Linked DNA regions of Mus musculus: regions 1, 2 and 3 are each linked to region 4. The links are chromatin loops, found by intact Hi-C in ENCODE. Cell type or tissue: heart. All regions are shown on one strand.

Evidence for each region. Peaks named below come from ENCODE experiments on the same cell type or tissue, not always from the same donor. Only the 100,000 strongest peaks of a DNase experiment are listed, where the experiment ranks them.
Region 1: it touches region 4 in a loop (2.4-fold over the local background); 16 of 42 quality-filtered maps call a loop at or near these places.
Region 2: it touches region 4 in a loop (3-fold over the local background); 2 of 42 quality-filtered maps call a loop at or near these places.
Region 3: a loop joins it to region 4, with 2.4 times the contacts of the local background. A loop is called at or near these places in 11 of 42 quality-filtered maps.

The regions. Positions count from the first base shown.
Region 1 is chr5:103,751,103-103,753,602 of GRCm38, forward strand. It overlaps a transcript of Aff1 not described here. Among named protein-coding and RNA genes, the nearest start is that of Aff1, 1.8 kb to the right of the region's middle. In heart, a CTCF peak has its summit at 1,053 (motif pointing right); DNase peaks (open chromatin) are centred at 1,819 and 2,229; H3K4me3 peaks cover 1,166 bases; H3K27ac peaks cover 1,105 bases.
Region 2 is chr5:103,770,073-103,772,572 of GRCm38, forward strand. The region is part of intron 1 of Aff1 (AF4/FMR2 family, member 1); the gene reads left to right. Among named protein-coding and RNA genes, the nearest start is that of Aff1, 17 kb to the left of the region's middle. In heart, a CTCF peak has its summit at 940 (motif pointing left); DNase peaks (open chromatin) are centred at 559 and 1,499; H3K27ac peaks cover 1,343 bases.
Region 3 is chr5:103,914,016-103,916,515 of GRCm38, forward strand. No RefSeq gene overlaps it. Among named protein-coding and RNA genes, the nearest start is that of Klhl8, 4.0 kb to the left of the region's middle. In heart, a CTCF peak has its summit at 996 (motif pointing right); no DNase peak of the experiment used is centred here.
Region 4 is chr5:103,689,988-103,692,487 of GRCm38, forward strand. It overlaps a transcript of Aff1 not described here. Among named protein-coding and RNA genes, the nearest start is that of Gm25721, 33 kb to the left of the region's middle. In heart, a CTCF peak has its summit at 1,327 (motif pointing right); DNase peaks (open chromatin) are centred at 1,784 and 2,334; H3K4me3 peaks cover 884 bases; H3K27ac peaks cover 642 bases.

The DNA of each region.
Region 1 (2,500 bases), 61 kb after region 4:
AGTAATGTAGAAATGGAAAGTTGCTCTTCTGTTGTGTGGGTGATTTGTGCTGTGTTGTTCCACAGTAGTTTTCTATCGTTAAGAGAACATATCCTGGATAATAAGGCAACTCTACATCTAAACCTTATAATGAATCAATTATTAATTAGGATAGAGTCTTGTATGTAGTTTTTGGCTGGCTTGGAACTTGCCACATAGACCAGGTGAGCCTCAAAGTGATCCACTTGCCTCTGCCTGTGCACTGGAACTAAAGATGTGTCTCATTTGTGCAGCTGGACCTTAGCAGTCTTGAACTTAGGTGCTTCCGAGATGAACAGAGCCTCATCCAAGTATGACTTCCTTTGTCTGAGAAACCAAGGATTGTGTGTGCTCACAGCTACTCCAGTCTGCTTTTGTTTACTTTTATTGCTGAACTAGACCTTGGGTCCTGTACGTGGAGATTTTAGGCTCCTGGACTTCCTTCTAGTATGATTGGATCTATTGCTAGATCTTTCCATTTTAGAATATTCTGATTTATATTACAAGCTACTCAGAATCCAGGAACCCAGCCCTGGCTGTCCTGGAACTCACTCTGTAGACCAGGCTGGCCTCAAACTCAGAAATCCGCCTGCCTCTGCCTCCCAAGTGCTGGGATGAAAGCACCACCCCCGGCAATCCTGGGACTCTTATAATGTCTAATTCGAATCCTATTCCATCTTCATGGGTAGATATTTGCTGTATTTTTCTCATTTTATATTTAATTGTCTCAGCAATTATCTGTTGAGAGATGAGTGCAGTTATTTATTTATTTAACGCCGGGCTAGATTTTTTTTTTTTTTTTTTTTTAAAGATTTATTTATTTATTTATTATATGTAAGTACACTGTAGCTGTCTTCAGATGCACCAGAAGAGGGCATTAGATCTCATTACAGATGGTTGTGAGCCACCATGTGGTTGCTGGGATTTGAACTTCGGACCTTCGGAAGAGCAGTCGGGTGCTCTTACCCACTGAGCCATCTCTCCAGCCCCCTAGATTTTTTTTTTTTAAGATTTATTTATTTTATATGAGTACGTTGGTGTTGCCTTCAGACACACCAGAAGAGGGCATCAGATCCCATTACGGATGGTTGTGAGCCACCATGTGGTTGCTGGAAATTGAACTCAGGACCTCTGGAAGAGCAGTCAGTGCTCTTAACTCCTGAGCTATCTCTCCAGCCCCCTGAATTTTTATTTACTTATTTGCATGTGTATGGGTGTTCTGTGTCTATGTATATCTATATGCCACATGTGTGCCTGATTCCTGAAAACAGAAGAAGGCTTCTGATCCCTTGGGACTGGAGTTAAAGACAGCTAAGGGAACATGGATGCTACTTAATGTGGAACCTAGAAAGTGACTCTGGGACCTCTGGAAGAGCAGATGAGCCCTCTCTCCAGCCCTCAGGCATGTTTTTGTAGCATCACATATTGTCATTTGGAACCCATTGCTCCTTAAGTCAAGCAGTGAGTCCTTCCCTCTCACCTTGGTCTGACAGTATGGGAAACTGTCTCACCTGTAGCAAGCTTCCCCTATAGCTCTGAAGGTAAAACCTTATCTTTGCAATAAACACTGAAAGTTGTTTTCCTAGAAGAGAGACTTGCCAGATGCCCAAGTCAGAAGCGTGCGAATTGTTATCTCTAGGAGACATGGTCTATGAAAAACCAGCTAGTTTCTGGTTGGTTTCTCTCTCCAGTCACTTCACACTCATCTTCAGGACTGGTGCTGTGCTTGTGAGCTTAGAACAGAACAGTGCTTTCTGTGCACTTCCCGTTTGTCACAAGGAGGAGGAGGGAGGGAGGAGAGACAGAGAGACTGACATAGAGACAGAGGGAAAAACCCCGCATTTCAGAGTCAAAATTCAAAGGACTAGTTAGTTCATCAAGGGCATTCCTAAAGTACACGAGTTCTCCAAACTACTACTGTAGGTGGTGGAGAAAGCAGTGTCTGGCAACTTGTCTCACTTGCCACCACAGCCTTCATTCCTGCGAAGGCGTCAGTCGTTCTCCACCATCAGAGCTAAAGCCAGGGGAGTGAAAGACAAGCTTTGTCTTGTGTTCTTATGTAAGTAGTTCTGACCTCTGAGAGGGACTACCGGAATCTGGAAACTTGCGGTATTTAGAAACTGGGCAATCAGTTACATGAGCAATATAATGTGGTGAGTCCCGGGTCGAACCCGGAGCGCACCAAGAAAGTGTCCTTCCAGCAGCAGGCTGGTCCTCCGGGATGCCCCTGTTAAGTCTTCTCCCTGCCTTTCTGCCCATCGTTGTTTTCAGCCGCTTCCCAGGCAAAGCCTGGTGTCTTTCCTGTGTCTGAGTTGACGCAATTTTCGATTGTGCTTTCGAGCGTTTACGTTGGTTTGCATCATGGTTTTTGTTTGCGGGGGGTGGGGTGGGGTGGGGTGGAGGGGAAGCAATTCTTTTAATTTATTAGGGGACTTCCCTGAATGGCTGTCTTCTGTGTAATCGCATGTTGCCTCGAAGAGGG
Region 2 (2,500 bases), 80 kb after region 4:
AAGCAGGGGTCTCCCCAGGGCTGACGAGGGTAGTGCTGATGCTGACACTGAGGGATGGAAGGAGGTTTAAAGAGGAAGAAGGAGATGGCATGGCGTGAGCATTAGAAGCCCGCTCTACATCTGTTAGGTTTAATTCTGTGACTTTGGTTATCTGTGACTCTGAACACTGCCCCTTATGGTTTTTCAAATCTAGTGGTACTGTCCCACCAGACAGTTTTGGAACAAGATTTCTGACCAGACAGCAGGCAGTTGTCTTGATTCTTCATATGCTCCAGAAACCGCTGTTGTTTGCTGGAGCCCTGAGTCTGAAGGATTTGAGGATTCCCTGGGCCCTGCCGGTTTCAGTCACAGATCTGCTTTCCTAGGCTCTCCGCCTCTTCCTCCTGCCCCGTTCAATTATTTCACCTTATCATAGAGGATTTTAGTAAATTCATTGTCCTACTTAAGGCTCAGCCAGAGCCAGTCACTGGGGTGGCTTTATATTCATGTGTCCTCTTGCTTCCTCTGTTGAGAGTTAACAGGTAAACACAGGGTGGGGAAAGCTGTGTCCTGCCATAACGTGGTGAGAGACGCCTGAGGCCAGCCTGGCATCTTTCCCAGCACACAGCCCTGCCTTGCTTATCTTTGGGGATAAGGGGGGCAGAGGAAGACATTTAGGTGAGATAGCCAATAAGCTGGGAGATTTATGGCCTTTTCCCTTCATGTCAGGAAAGTGGATAATGAGAAGTTAATGCTACTACAAGACAGAATATTCCAGAGAAAATTATTTCCAAAGCAGTATGTACTTTTTAAAAATGAAAAGTCTTAAAGTGAACTTAAAAAAAAAAAAAGAGCTGGAGAGGTGTTCAGCATTTTACTGGCACAGGCTGCTCTTCCATAGGGGTCTTTCTTCATTCTCAGCACACATGAAGACTAAGTCTAGTTCCAGGAGAGCTGACACCCTCTCCTGGCCTGTGCGGGCATTGCATGTTCATGGTGCACATACATACATACATACATACGTTAGTCCAAATACACATACACAAAAAATACGTACATCTTTAAAATCATTTGAAGGAGGGCACTGTAGCAGGGTTTGCAAGCAAGCCTTTGTATAATGCTGTCTGTTCCTGAGAGGAGCTCTGAGCCTTTCATATAGCCCCAGGTGCCTGTTTAGCATTGGAGAAAAGGGCCTTTAGAGCACTCATTGGTAACACGTTGTCATCTGAGGCCCCTGTTAACTTTCTTTTTAATTCTGACTTCCACCTGTCCGCATGGTTCCTTCCCAGCACAGTTCTCTGTATGTGCAGTCACTTTAGGTCATTGCTTGTGGCTGGAGAAGATTGTAGGCCCTTGTTGCTGGGTTGCTGCTCTGGGATATAATTAGGGCGTCCTTGCAGACTGGGTGTTTGTAAGAAACTGTCATCCCCACAAATTATCAGGGCTTCTTTCAATCCCTGAGAAATGCGAGTTGGGGGTTGGGATGAGATAGGTACAAACAGTCCCGAGTGACTGATCACTCCTCACGGGGCTTGCTGCAGGGGTCACGGGGTCCCTTCCCTGCCTGAAGACTAATGCTCATCTTTCAAGACCCAGTTCAGATGTCTGCACACTGCACTAAGTTATTTGGGCTCCTCGGGACTTCTTCTGAGGTCCTTCCTCCTCATTCTGCAACATTGTAACTAACCTCCTGAACAGCACTTTTTCTCCTAGGACTACATCTCTTCCTTTGTGTGTCTCGGTAGGGTGTAGAATCTTATTTCCTTAGGTCTGGCACATAAAAAAGTCTGTATTTCCTGGAAATAAGTGGATTTTCTGTTGGTCTCCCTGAGGCTTAAGTGTTAAAAGCACAGGAAACTATAGACCAACTTATTTATGGGCTTGAATAAGTTTAAGTGATATGAATAATATTCAAGATGCCTTTGTATTGGAAGACAAGTATTTTATAGTTGCCTAAAATGAATTAGTTTTGCATCTTTGCTTTTTCTTAATTTATGACAGATCTGTGCGCTTCTGCTTTTTGAGGGAGGTGAGATGTGACTGTTAACACCCTCTCCAGGGTTTAGGCTCTTAAGAATCCTTAAGTGTGCCTCTTCTAGTTCTGAGCTTTCAGATAGTAGTTTCTCAGTGACAAAGGTAGGATGCTTTGTCGAGATTAATAAATACCCATTGTGCATATGCAAGTGAACAGCCCACTGCTTGTACTTGGGGAAGGATGATATATTCTGCATGTAAATGTTGATGTTTGGGCTAAAGTCCAGCCCAAGGAATCCCAGCAAGCTGTGTAAAGCTCACAGCACCACATAGCAGAGGTTAAATGAAGGGAGACTGCTCCAGGAAAACAGTAACTCACTGTTTAGCTTTAAGGAGATGCCAATTACAGCGGGTGGTGGGAGGTGATCGGGGTTAGGATGAAAATGAGAATATTTAGAAACATGTAATCGTTGCTGTGGCCATAGGAAGCACCAGTGCATGCTTCCAGCTTTCTCCTGGAAGAGTGTTGCTCTTCCTCCTACTTGGA
Region 3 (2,500 bases), 220 kb after region 4:
AGGCTCACCCACTCCTTGTCGCCTCCCCCCCCCCCCACAGTGAGACCCTCTTTTTATCCTTACAGTAACACGAATCCTCAAGCATTTTAATTAATTTTTACTTATCTGCAAGTTTCTTAGACAGAAAAGAGAAACATAGTACTTGATACATACTATGTTCTTAATAAATGATGCCTGCATACACATCAGCTTTGAGTAATTAATTGTTTTGCATACATGTCCAGTCAAGGGCCAGGTAGTAAGTAACTTTATTAAATAAACCTTGTCCCAGCTCTCCAGCTCTGCTTCGTAAATGACAGTAGCTAGTTCTCACTGCGGCTCCAGATACTTGTGTAAGAGACAATGTGATAAAGGTCCGAGTGAACGGTGAAGGGCACACCTCTGGACGAGGTGGCACTGTTAGAAGACATGCTCACCAAGAGGTTAGTGGGTGAGACTAAAACAGGAAGCATCTTTGAGATGGCCACTGGCACTTCAGCTGTGCTCCTTGGAAATCCCCAGTGTTGACAGGATTTTTAACTTGTTACTAATCTGTCGTGGTGGTGGTTTTTGTCACTTTTTTTTTTCTTATTTTCAGTTTTACTACTTTGTCATGCCCTCGTCTAACCAGCTTCCACACCCTGCTGACCCTGCCTAGGTGCGTCTGACTCAGTCTGCACATGGAGGGAACTGGAATTCTCTTTGGAGCAATATATAAAATGTGAGAGTAAGAGCAATTGTCGTCCCATTCAAAATGATGACAATACGAAAGTGAACAGCTGGGCCTTGGACACAGGGTGGAATTCAGTGGTAGAGCATTTCCCTAGTTTGTGCCAAGCCCCAGGTTTGTTCAGCAGTTACGAGCACATACATGAACACACAGGCACACAAAGAAAAATCACTTGCAATAATTATTTTTGAAACATATCTAAGATGCTTCAAAACAAAACTTCATTCACACTTACTTTTTAAAGATTTGTTTGTTTATCATGTATACCATAGTCTCCCTGCATGTATAACTGCATACCAGAAGAGGGCACCAGATCCCATTACAGATGATTGTGAGTCACCATGTGGTTGCTGGAAATTGAACTCAGAACCTCTGGAAGAGCAGCCAGTGCTCTTAATCGCTGAACCATCTCTCCAGACCAATTCACTTTTTTTTTTTCCCCGAGGCAGGGTTTCTCTGTGTAGCCCTGACTGTTTCAGAACTCACTTTGTAGACCAGGCTGTGCTTAAACTCCAAGATCCACCTGCTTCTGCCTCCCAAGTGTTAGGATTAAAAGCATCCACAACCATTACCATTTTCTTCATCTTTATGGTTGGAACAGGCAATATGTTTTCATAGCAATATGTTTCAAGTTCGTGTTTTCCAAATTATGAAAAGTGTTTCTTTTGCTGGGTCTGAGGTTTTTCCTGTGTAGCCTCAAACTCTCATCAGCCTTCCTACCTCAGCCTCCTGGGTGCTGGGACTATATAGGCAAACACGACCACAGCTGGCTTTGAACACACTCCTTTTTTTTTTTTTTTTTAAATTTATTTATTATATGTAAGTACACTGTAGCTGTCTTCAGACACTCCAGAAGAGGGAGTCAGATCTCGTTACGGATGGTTTTGAGCCACCATGTGGTTGCTGGGATTTGAACTTCAGACCTTTGGAAGAGCAGCCGGGTGCTCTTACCCACTGAGCCATCTCACCAGCCCAACACACTCCTTTTTATTAAGCTATAGTTCCATGTGACATACTCTCGGGCATTAAATTTACATCTTCATAATACACTTTATGTCTGAAAAAAATTTACAATAAAAATAAAAGAAAGATCTTCTTAGCTGCATCTCCTTGCTTTCTTTCCTCAGTCAGAGAGCTCCAGCATTTTTTTAGTGATGAATGTAAAAGTTCACTTCTTATTCCTTCTTACAATTATCTACAAAGTACAGATGGCTACGAGACAGAAGGCCAGGTGTTTCATTAGACTTTGTTGAAAATTTCTTTAAAAGGAATTAAGCAAGCTTATGGGAGGAAATATCTGTCTTATATTTTTTCTTCCTGGGAGGATTTTAGTGTGTGTGTGTGTGTGTGTGTGTTTGTGTGTGTGTGTATCTCAGCCCTCTTGGAGCATAGTGGTATTTGAGGATGGATGGAAGTCATGCATAGGATGGCGGGAAATGATAGGAGGATTGTGAGTCTCCGGTGATTGATCCTTGAACCAGAATCTCAGTCCTACGTTATTTCCGTTTAGACAATGAAAGCCACGGATTCACTGAATTTTGTTTTATACAGTCAGACCCGGACCTGGTTTAAGATCATACAAAGAAACGTGTGCAATACGTACGTCATGGAGAATCTCTTGGGTATTAGGTTAGGATAAATTATGTGAATTTCTTCTTGCTCATGTGATAGTATCCTGACCTCCCGACCCTTGTGGAACAGAATGGGATAGAGTTTGAGCGCAATCATAGCTCAGGCATGTCTACCTAAGAAAAGTCCAATAATGGATCTGGACTCCAAATCTTAGCTGCA
Region 4 (2,500 bases):
AAATTAAACACTAAACTTCCAATATCAACATATGTTCCTCCTGTCTTTTACCATGAGATACATATTAGAAAAAAAAAACCATAAATATAATAGGTATAGAACCAAAAGGATTTTTAAAATCACATATTGATGCTGAGAACAGATAGCAGTTTCTATTAGAAAATTGTACGAACATCCAAACCCCAGAGACCATTGCTATCCGACCCTGTTCAGACAACTCTAGCATTTAATCTAAAGTCACGGGGGAAACAGGTGTAGCTCTAGGATAGAGCAGGCCCCAGGTTCACTCCCAGATATTACAACCAGCAAACAGGGTGTTCACCTAGCATGTAAACAGCTTAGCTGGAAGGCCCGGCTTCCACTCTCCGTGCTCAGCGCTACACCCCTGTAATCCTAGCTCTGGAAGCGGAGGCAGCAGGATCCGAACCCTTTCAAGGTCATCCTTGGCTACCAAGTGAGTCAGAGGCCAGCTTGAGCTACACGGGAAAGTGTTTCAAATAAATAAGCAACCGCTTGGGATCAACAACAAAACCCCTGCCCAGTTTCACCAGGGACATCAAAATTATTTTCATGGTGAAGCAAATTAACACAGTCTTGCCATGGGGGGCACAGTGGAAGGGCAAGCTTGGTCCCCCTGAGCTATGTCCCCTACATTCTGGAAAACAATCCATGGAAAATAAGGCACAGTAGTCAATAAAGTGTTTAATTTGGAAAATGCAAATATTGATCGATCTGATTTTCAATTTGTAGACAGTGAAGGTCTCATGAGGGGCAAAGCAATACTTAATTGAAAAAAAAAAGGAGACGAACACAGAGCATATGAGGGCTCATTTTTCATACTATATATATATATATATATATATATATATATATATATATATATATATATTTAAGATGTATTGGGATGGGGGATAGGAAACAAAATAACAACAAAAAGAGCAGAGGATTTGGCTTAGTTGGTATCATGCTTACCAAGCCTATTCAGAGTTCAGGGCTCCATTTCGCCTCTAGGCCAGAGAGTCGAGCTTATAATCCCAGAATTTAAGAGGTATAGGCAGGAGGATTGGGAAGGAGCTTAACATTGCTCTCAGCTATATAACAACTTTAGGGATACATGAGACCGTATCTCAAAAATTAAATACAAATAAGAAGAGAAAGAAAAGAAGAAAAGGAAAATAAATTGGGGGTGTGGCTTAGTGGTAAATTCAGTGCCCTGCACACTTTCTGGATCTTATCTTCAATACAACCAAAAGAAACAAGAAAAGTTTAAAAAATTAAAAGATTTATTTATTTAGTATTCATGTGAGTACACTGTAGCTGTTTTCAGACACACCACAAGAGGGCATCTGATCCCACTATAGATGGTTGTGAGCCACCATATGGTTGCTGGGAATTGACCTCAGGACCTCTGGAAGAGTAGTCAGTGCTCTTAACCTCTGAGCCATCTCTCCAGCTCCATACATTATACTCTTTTCCCTAGACACTGGATAGTTTATCTAAGTAAGTGACTTTTGTAATTTAAGACAGGTAGCCAGGTATAATGGTGCTACCTAGTGAGACTGGCAAAAAAAAAAAATAATAATAATAATAATAATAAAAAGAAAGGAAAAAATTTTAAAAAGACACGCATGGGCGTGGCCTATGGCCTAGGACGGTTCATAGTATTTCTGTCTCTTTCCGGGAAGAAAGTGAGGTTCCTGATTGGGAACAGCTGACTAGCGTGTTCAGTGGAGAACTCTAAGGAACTTCACCCTTCTTCCTGTGGGGCTGTGCTACAAGGTCCCCTAAGCACCCAATAGAATTCCCTGCGGTTGAGAGAGGAGAGCCCAACTTACTTAAGTCACTTGGTTGCCCGTGATATTGAGCACCGTACTTATTTTTCAGAGTTTCAGTTTCATTATTTGGGGAATGGGAACAATATCCGTGTAAGAAGGTTGCTGCGAAGATGAACCCGGCCTGTGTGTGAAGTACGTTTTTGTTTTTTGTTTTTGTTTTTTCAGCTGTAAATCGCTCCCCCAGATGTTAGTTATTATCACCATTAAAGGACATGGAATCCGTTTCAATTGCACAGGAGCTTGCAAAAAAAAAAAAAAAAAAAAAAAAAAAAGCCTTCTTGACACTTTCCGTTGCAACTTGACCCGGAGCTTAATCTATCTGGTTGTCAAGCTAAAGGGTTCTGGTGCCCTGCAGTGGCCTGGGGCAGGGTCACGCACGCGGTCGGCGTGGCCACTGTCGCGTTCCCTCCCCCACGAGCCTCCCACCCGCGTCTCCGCAGGAGGACCGCGGTGTCCCTGTCTTTCGGGGTGGCTCCGGTCGGAGGGTGTGGGCTGGGGCGGAGCTGTGCCGGTGGGGGTGGGGTGAGGCGAGGGGCGTGGCTTGGCACCGAGGGCGTGGCCTGAGCCTCCGGGCGTTCCGGGCGGCCGATGCCCGAAGCTGGCGAGCTGGGAGCTGGCAGAGCCTGGAGCATTCGGCCAGCAGCCTGCACGCACAGTGGTGCGGA